2 separate regions of the Homo sapiens genome follow, and region 1 is linked to region 2. Evidence: read pairs that join two places in POLR2A ChIA-PET (ENCODE). Cell type or tissue: Panc1. All regions are shown on one strand. Each heading gives the region's core, and the rest is flanking DNA. Links, peaks and the distances in the headings are about the cores only.

Region 1 (8,328 bases), core at 203-8,202, 400 kb after region 2:
GAGTAGCTGGGACTACAGGTGTGCGCCACCACGCCTGGCTAATTTTTGTATTTTGAGTAGAGACGGGGTTTCACCATATTGGCTAGACTGGTGTCGAACTCCTGACCTCGTGATCCGCCTGCCTCAGCCTTCCAAAGCGCTGGGATTACAGGCGTGAGCCACTGTGCCTGGCCTTTTTGTTTGTTTTTGAGACAGAGTCTTGCTCTGTTGCCCAGGCTGGAGGGCAGTGGCACGATCTTGGCTTACTGCAACCTTCACCTCCTGGGTTCAAGCAATTTTCCTGTCTCAGCCTTCTGAGTAGCTGGGACTACAGGCATATGCCACCACACCTGGCTAAGTTTTGTATGTTTAGTAAAGACAGGGTTTCACCATATTGGTCAGGCTGGTCTTGAACTCATGACCTCAGGTGATCCACCCACCTTAGCCTCCCAAAGTGCTGGGATTACAGGCATGAGCCATCCCACCCGGCCTTCAGTTATTTCTTTATAGCAGTGCAAGAACACACTAATACAGGACCAATTTATCATTCCTAGAGTTTTACTTTACCAAGCAAGGACAGTTAAAAAATAACAGGTGGGGGCAGTGGCTCCTGCCTGTAATCCCAGCACTTTGGAAAGCCGAGGTGGGAGGATCACTTGAGGCCAGGAGTTTGAGACTGTCCTGGCCAACATGATGAAACCCTGTCTCTACTAAAAATACAAAAATTAGCTGGTGGCCAGGCGCAGTGGCTCATGCCTGTAATCCTAGCCCTTTGGGAGGCTGAGGCGGGTGGATTGCTTGAGCTCAGGAGTTCGAGGCCTGCCTGGGCAACATGGCGAAACCCCATCTCTACTAAAAATAAAATAAAAAAAAAAATTAGCTGGGCATGGTGGCACATGCCTGTAGTCCCTGTTACTCGGGAGGCTGAGGCACAAGAATTGCTTGAACCTGGGAGATGGAAGTTGCAGTGAGCCAAGATCACGCCACTGCACTCCAGCCTGGGCAACAGAGCGAGACTCTGTCTCAAAAAAATAAAATAAAATAAGATAAAACAAAATAATTTAAAAAACAACAAAAACAAAACCTACTACTGAGAGCCAGACCCAGGCCCACCCATGAATGAGAAAATGTGACAGATGACAAGTAATATTACTCATTACTGAAAAAAGAAAGAGATTATTCAATAAATGTCCTGGTCCAAGTGGTTATCCATAGGGTAAAAAAGTTCAGTCAGATCCCAAACTCACACACTACACAAAAAATTATTCCAGATAAATTAATAACTTCACTGGGAAATAAAAAACATTAAAAATGTTTAGGCCAGGCACAGTAGCTCACACCTATAATCTCAGCACTTTGGGAGGCCAAGGCGGGAGGACTGTTGAGCTCAAGAGTTCGAGACCAGCCAGGGCAACATGGTGAAACCTTATCTCTACCAAAAAAAAAAATACAAAAATTAGCCAGGCATGGTGGCACGTGCCTGTAGTCCCAGCTACTTGGGAGGCTGGGGTAGAAGGATGGCTTAAGCCCAGGAAGTGGAGGTTGCAATGAGCCGAGACTGAGCCACTGCACTCCAGCCTGGGCGACAGAGCAAGACCCTGTCTCAAAAAAAAAAAAAAGAAAAGAAAAAGAGAAAGAAAAATTTTCATAAGAAAATGGCCAGGCACAGTGGCTCATGCCTATAATCCCAGAGCCCAGGAATTCAAGACAAGCCCAGGCAATAAAGCAAGACTTTGTCTCTAAAAAAAAATACAGACGGCTGGGCGCAGTGGCTCACGCCTGTAATCCCAGAACTTTGGGAGGTCAAGGCAGGTGGATCATCTGAGGTCAGGAGTTCGAGACCAGCCTGACCAATATGGTGAAACCCTGTCTCTACTAAAAATACAAAAATTAGCCAGGCATGGTGGTGGGTGCCTGCAGTTCCAGCTACTCAGGAGGCTGAGATAAGAGAACTGCTTGAACCAGGGAAGTGGAGGTTGCAGTGAGCTGAGAGCATGCCACTGCACTCTGGCCTGGACAACAGAGGGAGACTCTGTCTCAAAAAAGACAGGCAATAACAAACGATGGCAAGAATGTAGAGAAAAAGAACTCTCGTACACTGTTGGTAGGAATGTAAATTAGTACAGTCACTATGGAGAACAGTATGGAAATTCCTCGAAAAACTAAAAATAGAACTACCATATGATCCAGCAATCCCACTGCTGGGTATTTACCCCCAAAAAAGGAAATCAGTGTATCAAAGAGATACCACCATTCCCATGTTCACTGCAGCACGGTTCACAACCACCAAGATTTGGAATCAAACTGAGTGTCCATCAACAGATGAATGGAAAAGAAAATGTGGTGCATATACACAGTGGAATATTATGCAGCTATAAAAAGGAATGAAATCCTGTCATTTGCAACAACATGGATGGAACTGGAGGCATCATGTTAAGTAAAAGAAGCCACGGACAGAAAGACAAATTTTGCATGTTCTCACTAATCTGGGGGAGCTAAAAATTAAAACAATGGAACTCAGGGAGATAGAGAGTAGAATGGTGGGTACCAGAGGTTAGGAAGGGTAGTGGGGAGAGGGGGAAAATTTGGGATGGTTAGTGGATACAAAAATATAGTTAGAATGAATAAGACCTAGTATTTGATAGCACAATAGGGTGACTACAGTGAATGATAGTTTATTGTATATTTAAAAATAACTAGAAGTTGGCTGGGCACAGTGGCTCACACCTGTAATCCCAACACTTTGGGAAGCTGAGGCGGGTGGATCACCTGAGGTCAGAAGTTTGAGACCAGCCTGGCCAACATGGTAAAACCCCATCTCTACTCTCTACCAAAAATACAAAAAAATTAGCTGGGCATGGTGGTGCACACCTGTAATCCCAGCTACTCAGGCAGCTGAGGCAGGAGAATCGCTTGAACCTGGGAGGTGGAGGCCGTAGTATGCTGAGATCGTGCCACTGCACTCCAGCCTGGGCAACAGAGTGAGACTCCAACTCAAAAAAAAAAAAAAAAAAAAAAAAGAAAACTAGAAGTGGAATCACAATGTTCTTAACACAAAGAAATCATAAATGCTTGAGGTGATGGATACTGCAATTACCCTGATGTAATCATTATACATTGTAGGCCTGTATCAAAACATCATATGTACCCCATAAATACATATACCTATTATATACCCATAACAATTAAAAAGTTAAGATGAAAAAAAAAAGTCACTGATAAACTTTTAAGACTAGAACTTTACAAGTTCGGCCAGGCACAATGGCTCATGCCTGCAATCCAGGCACTTTGGGAGCCTGAGGTGGGTGGATCACCTAAGGTAAGGAATTTGAGACCAGCCTGGCCAACGTGGAGAAACCCTGTCTCTACTAAAAATACAAAAATTAGCTGGGCATGGTGGCAGGTGCCTGTAATCGCAGCTACTAGGGAGGCTAAGGCAGGAGAATTGCTTGAACCTAGGAGGCAGAGGTTGCAGTGAGCTGAGATCACACTATTGCACTCCAGCCTGGACAACAAGAACAAAACTCCGTCCCAAGAAAAAAACAAAAACAAAAAAAAACTTTACAGGTTAAATAGTTAAATATAGGTTGCATTTTTTAAATTTTATTTTATAATTTAAAAATTTTAAAAGACAGGTCTCCTATGTTGCCCAGGCTGGTCTGGAACTCCTGGGCTCAGGCGATCACCCCACCTCGGCCTCCCAAAGTGCTGGGATTACAGGTGTGAGCCACTGTGCCCAGCCAAAAACAGGCTGCATTTTGATGATGGCTGAACAACAACGTGAATGTACTTAATGCCACTGAACTGTATGTTTACCAATGGTTAAAAAGGTAAATGTAGCTGTGCGTAGCAGCTGACACCTGTAATCCCAACAGTGTGGGAGGCCAAGATGGGCAGATCGCTTGAGTTCGGGAGTTCAAGACCAGCCTGAGTAACACAGGAAGACCTGGTCTCAAAAAAAAAGGTAAATCTTTTTTTCTGGAGACAGAGTCTCGCTCTGTCGCCCTGGCTGGAGTGCAGTGGCTCAGTCTCAGCTCACTGCGACCTCCACCTGCTGGGTTCAAGTGATTCTTGTGCCTCAGCCTCCCGAGTAGCTGGGACTACAGGCACCCACCACCACACCCGGCTAATTTTTTTTTTTTTTTTTTTTGGTATTTTAGTAGAGATACGGTTTCCCCATGTTGGCCAGGGTGGTCTCAAACTCCTGAGCTCAGGCAATCCACTTGCCTCAGCCTCCTAAAGTGCTAGGATTATAGGCATGAGGCACCGCGCCCGGCCAAAAAAAGGTAAATCCTATATGCATTTTACCACAATTTTTTTTTTTTTTTGAGACGGAGTTTTGCTCTTGCTGCCCAGGCTGGAGTGTAGTGGTGTGATCTTGGCTCACCGCAACCTCCGCCTCCCAGGTTCAAGTGTTTCTCCTGCCTCAGCCTCCCAAGTAGCTGGGATTACAGGCATGTGCCACCATACCCAGCTAATTTTTTGTATTTTTAGTAGAGACGGGGTTTCTCCATGTTGGTCAGGCTGGTCTTGAACTCCCGACCTCAGGTGATCTGCCCACCTTGGCCTCCCAAAGTGCTGGAATTACAGGTGTGAGCTACCGCTCCCGGCCACAATTTTTTTTTAAACTAAAAAAAAAAAAAAAATTTAAGGGCAAAAAATTGATTGCATGTGCCAAAGAAATAATAAAGGATCAGTATCCCACTTGGGAATGCACAAAATAAAAACAAAAAACCCTCTTTAAAGTGGAATAAAATTAGCCAGGCGTGGTGGCACATGCCTGTAATCCCAGCTACTTGGGAGGCTAAGGCAGGAGAATTGAAGGCGGACGTTGCGGTGAGCTAAGATCGTGCCATTGCACTCCATCCTGGGCAACAAGAGTGAAAATCCGTCTCAGGAAAAAAAAAAAAAAAAAAGTGAAACAGTTCCTCCCCTGGGATCCTCTTGTCTACCTGTGCACATCTGCAGGGCTTCCAGCTCATCGGCGTTGAGGTGCACGTAAGAGTGAAGGATGGTCCAGTCCTGTCGGTGCCACACCAGGGCAGGCAGAGTCCTGGGGAATCAAGGCAAGAACTCAAGTTGTTGCTGGTCCACACCTTAAAGACTCAGCCTGCCCCCTTCTCCTCTTCCTGAGAAGGAAATGAAGAGGGTAGAGTCTACAGCTAATCAGGGACAGAGGTGAGACCAAGCCCCAAATGTGCTAACCTCTGGGCTTCAAATTAAAGCAATGCAATGTTTTACTATTTATTTTTTTGAGATGGAGTTTCACTCGTCACCCAGGCTGGAGTGCAATGGCGCGATTTTGGCTCACTGCAACCTCCACCTCTGGGGTTCAAGTAATTCTCCTGCCTCAGTCTCCCAAGTAGCTGGGACTACAGGTGCCTGCCACCACGGCCCGGTTAATGTTTGTATTTTTAGTAGAGATGGGGGTTCACCATGTTGGCCAGGCTGATCTTGAACTCCTGACCTCAGGTGACCCACCTGCCTTGGCCTCCCAAAGTGCTGGGATTACAGGCGTGAGCCACTGCACCCAGCCTCTCTGCAATGTTTTAAACTCTGCTTTTGGGGATCAGATCAGCTACAGAAAGCTCAAGGTGAAGTTTCAAAAGATCCCTGTGGTAGCAAAGAGTGACGCTTCTAAGGTTTTCCTCTGAAAAATCCCACTCTGGAGACTGCCATGGAAAGGGAGTCTAAGGGTAAAATTCAAAGTCACCTCTGCAAGCAAGAAATTTTCTGGAAGTCTCCCATTTATATTTAAAATTTTAGTAAAACTCGCAAACCAAGTGTGTTTGTTTCCCTAAGACATAGATTTCTCTGAAAAAAACTTATGGTAGAATAATGACTGCAACAAGATGTATCAAATTTATCTGTGGCTTCATGAACCCCTGGTGCCCTGCTAAATATCTCAGAAGCTGTGACCGCTCCAGTTTAAGGAGCATACGTAGAGGGGGAAAAGGTGATGGGATAGAAAATATGGGCTTTTGGACCCAGAGAGGGCAGGGTGAAAGTTCTGTCTCTCTCACTTAAAATCTGATGCAATCATGATCATAACAATAATAACTTCTAAAGTGTGTCTTACAGGCTAGGTACATGTTAAGCATCTTACATAAATTATTTCCAGTCTTAACAAACTTGTAAGTAGATATTACGATCTTCATTTTACAGATAAAGGAACACAGGCTCAGAAACAATCAATACCTTTTGTTTTGTTTCTGTGACAGGGCCTCACTCCGTCGTCCAGGCTGGGGTGCAGTGACGTGATCATGGCTCACTGCAGCCTCCACCTCCTGGGCTCAAGCGATTCTCCCACCTCAGCCTCCTGTGTAGCTCAGGCTACGGGTGCATGCCACCATGCCTGGCTAATTTTTGTATTTTTTTATAGAGATGGGGTTTTGCTGTGTTGCCCAGTCTGGTCCTGAACTTCTGGTCTCAGGCAATCTGCTAACCTCAGCCTCCCAAAGTGCTGGGATTACAGGTGTGAGCCACCATGCCCGGCCAACATTATCTTTTATGTGTTCACAGAGCTAATAAGTTGCCCTCCCAAGATTTTAACTCAGGTCTTTCTGACTATGAAGCCTTTGTTCTTTTCATTACCTTATACCTATACTCTGCCAACCTTAATTTTCTCATTCATAAAACAGGGTAAAAATACTTCCTTGCAGGGTTCTTGTTATGAGTAAATTTAATAATTTAAGGTATCTTACAAAATGCCTGACATACAGTAAACCCAACACGAATGCTAAGTCCTCTTGCTTTTAAAGAAGGACCTGGCCGGGCACAGTGGCTCATGCCTGTAATCCCAGCACTTCAGGAGGCCGAGACGGGCAGATTACGAGGTCAAGAGATCGAGACCATCTTGGCCAACATGGTGAAACCCCATCTCTACTAAAAATACAAAAATTAGCTGGGCGTGGTGGTGCGCACCTGTAGTCTCAGCTACTCGGGAGGCTGAGGCAGGAGAATTACTTGAACACGGGAGGTGGATGTTGCAGTGAGCCAAGATCGCGCCACTGTACCACTCCAGCCTGGTGACAAAGCGAGAGATTCTGCCTCCAAAAAAAAAAAAAAAAAAAAAAGGACCTAATGGCTGGGTGTGGTGGTTCATGTCTGTAATCATCTCAACGGAGGCAGGAGAATCACTTGAGCCTAGGACATCGAGACCAGCCTGGCCAACATAGTGAGACCCCAGAAACCCCATCTCGACAAAAAATATAAAAAAAATAAAAATGAAAAAAATTTAAAAGGACCTAATAACAAGTTAGATTTAGTAAACAAAAAATCTTTAAAAATCTGTATGGCAGGTGGGGGAGCTGTTAGAGGGGACAGGGCCTGGCAGGCACCTCCTGGCCCTGAACTGACCCTCCTGGCAAAAAAATTATTAACAACAACAAAATCTACATTTATTTTGGCCGGGCACAGTGGCTCACACCCGTAATTCCAGCACTTTGGGAGGCCAAGGCATGAGGATCACTGGAGCCTATGAGTTTGAGACCACCCTGGGCAACACAGCAAGACCCCATCTCTACTAAAAATGAAAATAAAATTTAAAAAATCTATATGTACTATCAAAGTAAGAGTCTTTGTCCTGCTCTAAAACTTTTTAATTAAAACAAGAAAAAAAAAAGAGTCTTTGATAAAACTGAACAGAAGGAACAATTTACCTGAAACGGGTCAGCAAACTATGGCCCACAGCCTAGCTGCCTGTCCTTGAAAATAAAATTTCATTGACCACAGCCATGCTGAGTCATTTATGTACGTGTCCTCCATGGTTGCTTTTGTGCTACCTAGGCAGTTGAGTAGTTGGGGCAGTGACCATATGGCTCACAAACCTAAAATATTTACTGTCTGGCAAGGAAAAGTTTGCTAATCCCCTGCTCTAAAATAGTCATAAATAGTCCAAATCAGTAACCTTGAACTACTAGAGCTAAACAGAAACTTCAGACCAAAGGTGGTATTTCACCACATGCTATTTATAGCAAATGTGCAACACAGCAGAGCACACAGTAACATCTAGTGCTGCGAACTGTCTGCCAACAAAGTTAACACTTTTTTATAATTAGAGGTGATACCTGGTGAACTCCTGGACCGCTTCTATCTTGGGGTGATACACCACAATTCTTTTCTTTAGCATCAGTGCTGTGTGTAAGATAACAGTTTCCATTCCAAACTGAGATACAATGTCTTCAAAAAAGAGAAATTGTAATGTTACTGCATTACACATCATGCAAAGAAATAAAGATTTTTTTTTCTTTTTTTCTTTTTTCTTTTTTTTTTGAGACCGAGTCTCACTCTGTCACCCAGGCTGGAATGCAGTGGCAAGATAGTTGCTCACCGCAACCTCTGCCTCCT
Region 2 (8,328 bases), core at 62-8,061:
TAGATTCTGAAGTTGCCTAAAGAAACCTGATTCATATTAGTTTTGGGGGAAGATTTAAGCTTCAGATTAGGTATCTTGTGTTGATCAAATATTAATCATTTTTAAAAGGGTGAGTTAATCCATTTTTAAATGGAGCTGTTCAAATGGACCAATATTTAAAATAAAAATAACAATTTATGTCACTTAGAGTTCCTCATTGCATAGAATTTTTTTCTTCATGAATAAGTTATGAGGATGTTTTCCCCACATTTTGACATGTTAGCATTTTGGACGTGGTAAAACGATACGCAGATGTGTAATGATAAAAGCACAAGGTGCATCAGAGGGATTGTCAATTATTCAGTGTATCGTACTGAGCGTCCCATAGTTGGCGAGCATCCTGCAGAGAAAGCCTCTGATTGTTCTCCTGGGTAGATGTGTCCTCTTTGCCTTCATTCCCAGTGTCAGCTGGTTGGGTATGAGGGAGGGTAGATGAGATTATGGGGAAGGAGGCCTGTGCCCTGGGTGGGTTTATGAGGCCTGGCCCTGTATCTTTCTAAGAGGCTGCTGGCTAAATGCCTGCAGGAGCCAGTAAGTCATGTGAATGAAGGAGGCTCCTGGTGTGAGGCTGGAGGGAGTGTTGGGGACTGGGGCCAGCTAAGGACGTTCTGTCTGCCTGCACAGGCTGCAGCTGGTGGTTCAGGGCCTGTGGCTGTCTGGGCTTCCCCTGCTTCAGGTTCCGTCTCCGCCAGCTTACTGATGGTGATCTCCTAGATCTTTGCTTGCCCTGCGACCCTGGTGGACTTTCTTCCCAAGGCATGTCTTATATTCCACCTAGTACCGCCTGTTTTTCTAAAGAAGCTGGACATTTGGATCCTTACGTGAAACCAGATGATTTTTAAATGTTGGAACTAATTAAAAAAAAATTTAAAACCTTGCCTACCAAACAAAACATACCCATGGGCAGATGCGGCTTGCGCGTTGCCAGTTTTTGAGGCCTCGTCTCCAAAAGCTGGAATCTATGGGCCAGAAGCCGTGAAGCGTTTGCAGACAACTGCTTGGAAAATGTATATCATGGGTTTATTCAAAGGCCTTTCCGGGCGCAGACACCCATCCTCCTGGATGGCGCAGCGCGGCCTTTTCTCCACCACCTTCCTCTCTGGAGGTGGCAAGGGAGTATTCTAAGATGGATTCTCTTTGGCTTGAACTTCCCAGGCCCACCTCGAAAGCTGTTACTGGGCGGGACCCTTGGATTTTGCTTTCTGGCTTTTTCTCTCCTCTGGATGACGTTGGCCGGAGCCTCCTGGGCAGAGAGGGGCCCCAGGGGAAAGTGAGAAGCAGGTGGTGGGGGATGCTTTGGGATGCTAGGATTCAGGCTGAGGGCCTTCAGAACAAGAGCCTCATTGTTGTCCTTTGTCTCCAGCACCGAGGACAGGGCCTGGGGACCACCATCGATAAATGCTAGACTGTGCCACCGCTGCGACCAGCCTCACCATAAAATCCTAGCTCAGAGTCAAGCAAGCCAACAGATGTCCATTCCCCTGCCTTATTCTTTTGAGTGTTAGAGGTAGGAGGGGCCTGTGGGTGGGCCGGTCCGCCCCTGCAGTGTAGACAAGGAAGTGAGGTCCCCGCACCGTGGCAGAGCTAGGACTTGAACTAGCTCCCTGAAGTCACCCGTTGTTGTCTGCACCACCATGCTGCTCTGTGCCTCCGTTCAGTTGAATTCCCCAAATCTTTGTGAAGTGCCTGCTTGGTGCCCAGCACTGAACAGGAAGGCAGCCCAGGGACAGGACAGGTGAGCGGCTCCAGGGAACGGGCACCTCAAGGGGAGCAAGCCTGTGCAAGTGCAATGAGTGTAGAGATGGGAAGCACATGTGTCGTGGGAGCAAGGCGTGGGCAACGGGGAGGGATCCAGGGGAAGTGGCTTTTTAGCTGAGACTTGGCATTGAGATTGGGAGGGGGTTCCCGGGAGCAGGGACAGTGTGTGGGCAGGCAGGGCTGGCGACAAGAGCTGAGGGAAGACCAGAAGGGCTGAATGGCATGTTTGAGGGGGAGGCCACTGTGCTGTGCTTCAGGCTGGCAGGGCAGCCACACCTGGGAATCTGGGTGCCAAGGTGAGCAGGGCTGGGAAAGCCCCTGTAGGACTTTAATGGAGTGGTTGGAAGGAGGGGGTCAAACTTTCAATGTGCCTCTTCCAGCCTTTCAGGTCAGGCAGGTCTGGTGTTGGGTTGCCCTGCCCTGTCCACATCCTACAGAGAGAGCTTCCGAATGGGCAGCCCCTTTCCATGCCTGTACCCCTGACATCCAGCATAGGACTTCTTTTCCTTTTTTGAGACAAGGTCTGACTCTGTTGCCCAGGCTGGAGTGCAGTGGTGAGGTCTTGGCTCACTGCAGCCTCCGCCTCCTGGGTTCAGGTGATCCTCCTGCCTCAGCCTCCCGAGTAGCTGGGATTACAAGTGTGTGCTACCATGCTTGGCTAATTTTTGTATTTTGAATAGAGACAGGGTTTCACCATGTTTGCCAGGCTGGTCTAGAACTTCTGACCTCAAGTGATCCGCCTGTCTTGGCCTTCCAAAGTGCTGGGATTACAGGTGTGAGCCACTGTACTCGGCCCAGCATAGGACTTCTTGAAAGTCTGTGTCCTTAAGCCTGGAATGCACCCGGCAATTGCTTTAGAGCAATGAATGCCACCCTCCTGTCACTGCCTGAGAATGCAGATTGGGTGGAGGCATTGGTGACACCTGGGGTGTTTGGCCTGGAGTGTTTGGGCCCCAGTGTGAGTCACTGTTCCCATTCGAAGATGCAGGGATATGACTTGAGTGGTTAAGCGGCAGCTCGCCCGAGGCTGGGCACAGTGGCTCACGCCTGCAATTATAACACTTTGGGAGGTCAAGGTGGGTGGATCACTTGAGCCCAGGAGTTCAAGACCAGTCTGAGCAACATGGTGAGACCTTGTCTCTACAAAAAATACCAAAAAAAAAAAAAAAATTAGCTAGACATGATGGAGTGCGCCTGTAGTTGCCCAGGGAGGTCAAGGCTGCAGTGAGGTATGATTGCGCCACTGCACTCCAGCCTGGATGACAAAGTGACACCCTGTCTCAACAAAAAAAAAAAGAATTCAGAGCCACATTTCTGACTCCAGGCATTCCCTAGTGAGTCCCGCTGCCTAGGAAGTAAAACCAGGGAGTAAGCTCTAAATTACTACAAAAAGTGTGGAGGAACATAGGCACTGGGAGAAGTCGCCTAACTGAATGTCTTTGTTTTTTTTTTTTTTTTTGAGACGGAGTTTCGCTCTTCTCGCCCAGGCTAGAGTGCAGTGGCACGATCTCTGCTCACTGCAATCTCCGCCTCCCGGGTTCAAGTGATTCTTCTGCCTCAGCCTACTGAGTAGCTGGGATTACAGGCATGTGCCACCATGCCCAGCTAATTTTTGTATTTTTAGTAGAGATGGGTTTCACCATGTTGGCGAGGTTGGTCTCAAACTCCTGACCTCAGATGATCCACCCGCCTCGGCCTTTCAAAGTGCTGGGACTACAGACGTGAGCCACCGCGCCCGGCCAGTTCTTTTTAATCCTCTGTTGTGCACGTAACCTAACTGGATTTCACAGTCAAACTTATCACATCTGTTCCAGCAGGGAGACCATGGGAGGATTTTTCTCTCTCCATCAACTAAGGCTGTTGAGGAGTCGATACAAATCCCACTCTCGCCTCTGTTGTTTTAATAGGACCTGTGTTGGTTCATTCCTTGACGTGGATTATCCAGCATTCAACAACTTCACATATCCATGTCATTTACTTGTCCGTCTTCTGTGTGGTTTGTCTTCTGGAATCTGGGAGTGGGGGGCCTCTTCTTCCCCACTGTCTCCGAGGGTCTAGACCCATGCCTGACACATGGTGAACTTCCTTCCTCTTTGTAGGATGAAGGCATTCCATTTCCTGGATCCAAGTCCTCTTCTCTCCTGAGTCATTCCCTCATTTTGGGAACAGCACACGAGAATGACTTCTTCCCTCCAGAATGACTCATGAGAGAAGAGCCCAAAACACAGCTGGCAATAGCTTCCTGAGAAGGGGGGTCTGGCAGGTAGGTATGTAAAGACCTTGTTGAGTGGAAATGTTATTTTTTTCCCTACTCTCCTACTTCACTGATAATCTGACAGAGCATAGAATTCTGGGGTGAAACACACTCAGAAGTTTGAAGACATTATTCCTTAGTCTTCTACTTTTGTTGAGAATCAGTAATTTATATGTAAACTGTTCTGTTTTTTTTTTTTTTTCTTTTTTTCCCTCTCTGGGATAGTATAGGATCTATTTTCTTTTCTATTTTTCCCCTTTCCTCCTTTCCTTCCTTCCTTCCTTCCTTCCTTCCTTTCTTTCCTTCCTTCCTTTCTTTCTTTCCTTCCTTCCTTCCTTTCTTTCTTTTTTTTTTTAATGGGGTTTCGCTCTTGTTGCCCAGGCTGGAGTGCAATGGCATGATCTCGGCTCACTGCAACCTCTGTCTTCCAGGTTCAAGCGATTCTCCTACCTCAGCCTCCCAAGTAGCTGGGATTACAGGCACCCTCCAACACACCCAGCTAATTTTGTATTTTTAGTAGAGATGGGGTTTCGCCATGTTGGTCAGGCTGATCTCAAACTCCTGACCTCAGGTGATCCACCTGCCCTGGCCTCCCTAAGTGTTGGGATTACAGGTGTGAACCACCACGCCCAGCAATTTTCTTTTCTTTTCTTTTTGAGACAGGGTCTCACTCTGTCACCCAGGCTGGAATATAGTGAGGTCACGGCTCTTTGCAGCCTGGACCTCCTGGGTTTAAGCAGTCTCACCATGTTGCTTAGGCTGGTCCCAAAAGAAATCCTCTCGCCTCAGCCTCCCAAAGTGCTGGGATTACAGGTGTGAGCCACTCCACCTGGTCAGGATCTTTTCATCACTAGTATTCTAAAACTGTTCAGTCAGGGGCTTTGGAGGCAGAGGCGGAGTTCATTCATTGTGTGAATTCTTTGTGGAGCCATATAATCTGGAAATTTGTAGTTCTGGGAAATGGTCTTATGTTGTTATTGTTATCATCATTTTAGTAACTTTTTTTCCTTCCATTGTCTCTGGTCTCTTTTCCAATGATGACCTTTCACGCCCTGCATTGAGCCCTTAATTTCATGTTTTATTCTTCCTATTTTTTAATTTTTTTTTTTTTTTTGCTTTTGGAGATTTTGACTACATCTTCAGATCCTCCTATTGAGTTTTTTCTGCTTTTTTATTTTTCCAGACAAGGGCCCTCTAGTCTCTTCCTGGGGGGCCATAAGCCTGATATGTTCCTGAACTAAACATATTTCTAATTAACTGTGTCAGGAGAATTTTGCTGGCGCGGGGGGTCTATATTTGGAATTTCCCTGAATCCCTTTATTCGGTTCGGCGTCTCATTCTTGCCGTCCTCTGTGCCTCTCTGTTCCGGAGCCTCCCTGGGTCTGTTTCTTTAGATAAGAAAACTCAACTCTTCTGTTGAAGGTGGCGGGGGAGCCACCTGACTGCTCAAGTTTGGAGCAGGACCTGGGGTGGAGGACCTGGGGGTCTGATGGCTTCTTTCTGCCGCCCTCATCAATTCCGTCTGGGCTACCTGATGCCCTCGAGCTCCTGCCGTCTCCGGACGCGCTTCTCGTTGGCACCCCCTCCCCACCTGTTCAGGGGCTTGGCTTCATTCTTCTGGGTCTCTGCAGAGTCATCTGCTGTGTCTCCGACTGCTTCTCATTTCCTGAGCCAGTTCTTGAAAATATTCTCATATCATTTATTGGATATTTTCTTTGCCTCATTCTCTTTCTGAAATTGATGTTAGTAAAGTTAGTGTCTTGATCCTTTCATTGTCCTAGGAATTGTCTCCCACATTCCATCTCTGGAAGAAGACGGGGTGGAGAGGAGCCGGAGGCCAGCAGACGGGATGGGGGTGGGGAGTGGCTACAGGGGATCGAAGTTTCCAGCTTCCCAGAGTAGGGGCTACAGGGCCTGCCAGCCAGAAGGGGACCACTCTGTTCCTTTGTGTTAATTCAAGGTGTCAGTGGGATGTCCATGCCCACATTGCTAGAAACCAACTGGCTACATGGGTCAGTAGCTTGGGGGAGGGTTGGTCTGAAATCTGGGGGGGACATGGAGTTAGAGTTGTCACCAAGGACAGAAGTCTGGGAAACCCCAGAATTCACGGAGGGGACAGGGAGACAGGAGCTGGGGGACAGACAGGGAGACAGAAGCTGGGAGACAGACACAGGGAGACAGGAGCTGGGGGACAGACAGGGAGACAGGAGCTGGGGGACAGACACAGGGAGACAGGAGCTGGGGGGCAGACAGGGAGACAGGAGCTGGGAGACAGACAGGGAGACAGGAGCTGGGAGACAGATACAGGGAGACAGGAGCTGGGGGACAGATAGGGAGACAGAAGCTGGGAGACAGACACAGGGAGACAGGAGCTGGGGGACAGACAGGGAGACAGGAGCTGGGGGACAGACAGGGAGACAGGAGCTGGGAGACAGGGAGACAGGAGCTGGGGGACAGATACAGGGAGACAGGAGCTGGGGGACAGACAGGGAGACAGAAGCTGGGAGACAGACACAGGGAGACAGGAGCTGGGGGACAGATACAGGGAGACAGGAGCTGGGGGACAGATACAGGGAGACAGGAGCTGGGGACAGACAGGGAGACAGGAGCTGGGGGACAGACACAGGGAGACAGGAGCTGGGGGACAGACACAGGGAGGTGTTGGGGATCCTGAGAGGACAGGGCTCTTACAAGGTGAGGGAAGCGGGAAGAGAAGAAAGTCGCAATGCTGAGCAGGGCTGGGGCCAGCTCACTCCAGAGGAAGGTCTGAGAGGCCTCGCTGCCTGGGCAGCGTCAGCCGGCTGGTGGAGCAGCGCTGGCTGGGCGGAAGCCTGTGTGTAGCGTGAGGAATGAATGGGAGGGACAATGGAGGCAGGGGTGCATGCTTTTCTTTTAAGAGATTTCAAAAAGGAATTGGAGACTAGGCACGGTGGCTCACGCCTGTAATCCTAGCACTTTGGGAGGCTGAGGCAGGTGGATCACTTGAGGCTGGGAGTTCGAGAGCAGCCTGGCCAACATGGTGAAACCCCGTCTCTACTAAAAATACAAAAAATTAGCCGGGCGTGGTGGCGGACTCCTGTAATCCCAGCTACTTGGGAGGTTGAAGCAGGAGAATTGCTTGAACCCGGGAGGCAGAGCTTGCAGTGAGCCGAGATCGCGCCACTGCACTCCAGCCTGGGCGACAGTGAGACTCCATCTTGAAAAAAAAAAAGAGGGATTGGGGGTGGTGAGGCCATTAACCCCCATGTAGAGAGCTGTGGGGTCAAGGGGGATCTTTTATTTTCCAGTGGGAAGGTTCGATTGGGGAGGGCGGGGCCAGTGTGGGAAGCAGCGCTCTTCTGAGCTTTGGGCCCCTGGTGACTTTGCTGTTCGTCTGCATAGAGGTGCACTTCTGGGGCTGATAGGAAAGTGAATTTGCTTCTCCTGATCGTGCACCTGCAGGGAGCCGGGTTCGAGAGCTGACGTCTGGCTGAGCATTGTCACAGTTGAGCCACTGCTGGGCCTCGAAGAAGGGCCTCAGCCTTGTGGGGTGCCTGGAAGGTGCTCACTGGGGTGCAGGTGCTTCCTGGGCAGTCCCCGAGTTGATGGGCCAAGGTGGGGCCCTCTCCAGCACCTGCCAGGACAGCCTCAGATGCTGGACACTTCAGGTCTCCCCAGGGAGAAAGGGGCTCTCTGGTCCAGGCTGTGGCCAGCCACATGTGTCAGGGCCGTGGAAGAGAAGTCGGCCATCCTTCCAGGCCACAGACACAGAATCAACTCCACCAGCTCTGTTCCTACCCGGACAGTAGCTAGAATAGGGTTAACAAAGCTCTGGAAAAATCTATCAAAATAGCTCCACAGACTGTTTCTTCTTTTCTGCTCATGTTCTCGGCCTAGACACCAGGCCTTCCCGTGACTGGCTTGTGGTCGCCGTCTCAGGGTTTCCCTTTTCAGTCATACTTCCTAGCTCCGCCGAGATAAGCTGAGCCCTGCAGCTGCTCACAGTGGGCATCTGGTCAGCCAGGGCCTTGAACCCCACATTGTTCTCACGCAGACTCAGGAGGGACAGCCGGTGGAAGAGGGCAGGGCTGAGACCCTCAAAGCTTATATACCTGCAGTCACTGGAACCTACTTCCTCTCCCCCGGCCTCTTCTGCCCCACCTCAAAGACTCAAGCCATTCATTGCACTTCTCTATTTCAGAATCACTCAAGATATCCTGGATTCATGTGTGTATGTGTGTGCGTGTGTGCACGTGTGTGCGTGTGTGTGTGCGTGTGAATGTCAAGGGGAGGAGGGG

Evidence for each region. Peaks named below come from ENCODE experiments on the same cell type or tissue, not always from the same donor. Only the 100,000 strongest peaks of a DNase experiment are listed, where the experiment ranks them.
Region 1: POLR2A ChIA-PET joins it to region 2 with 10 read pairs; 3 of 35 experiments call an interaction of 5 or more read pairs at or near these places.

The regions. Positions count from the first base shown.
Region 1 is chr10:119,120,173-119,128,500 of GRCh38, reverse strand. It overlaps DENND10 (DENN domain containing 10), which reads right to left. Exons shown (of 9, transcript NM_207009.4): 5 at 8,049-8,160; 6 at 4,932-5,032. Among named protein-coding and RNA genes, the nearest start is that of DENND10, 20 kb to the right of the region's middle. RefSeq lists an enhancer at 7,650-7,944. In Panc1, for the core only: no CTCF peak of the experiment used is centred there; no DNase peak of the experiment used is centred there.
Region 2 is chr10:119,517,647-119,525,974 of GRCh38, reverse strand. All of the region lies in intron 3 of RGS10 (regulator of G protein signaling 10), which reads left to right. Among named protein-coding and RNA genes, the nearest start is that of RGS10, 21 kb to the left of the region's middle. RefSeq lists enhancers at 7,384-7,543, 7,894-8,173. In Panc1, for the core only: no CTCF peak of the experiment used is centred there; a DNase peak (open chromatin) is centred at 4,044.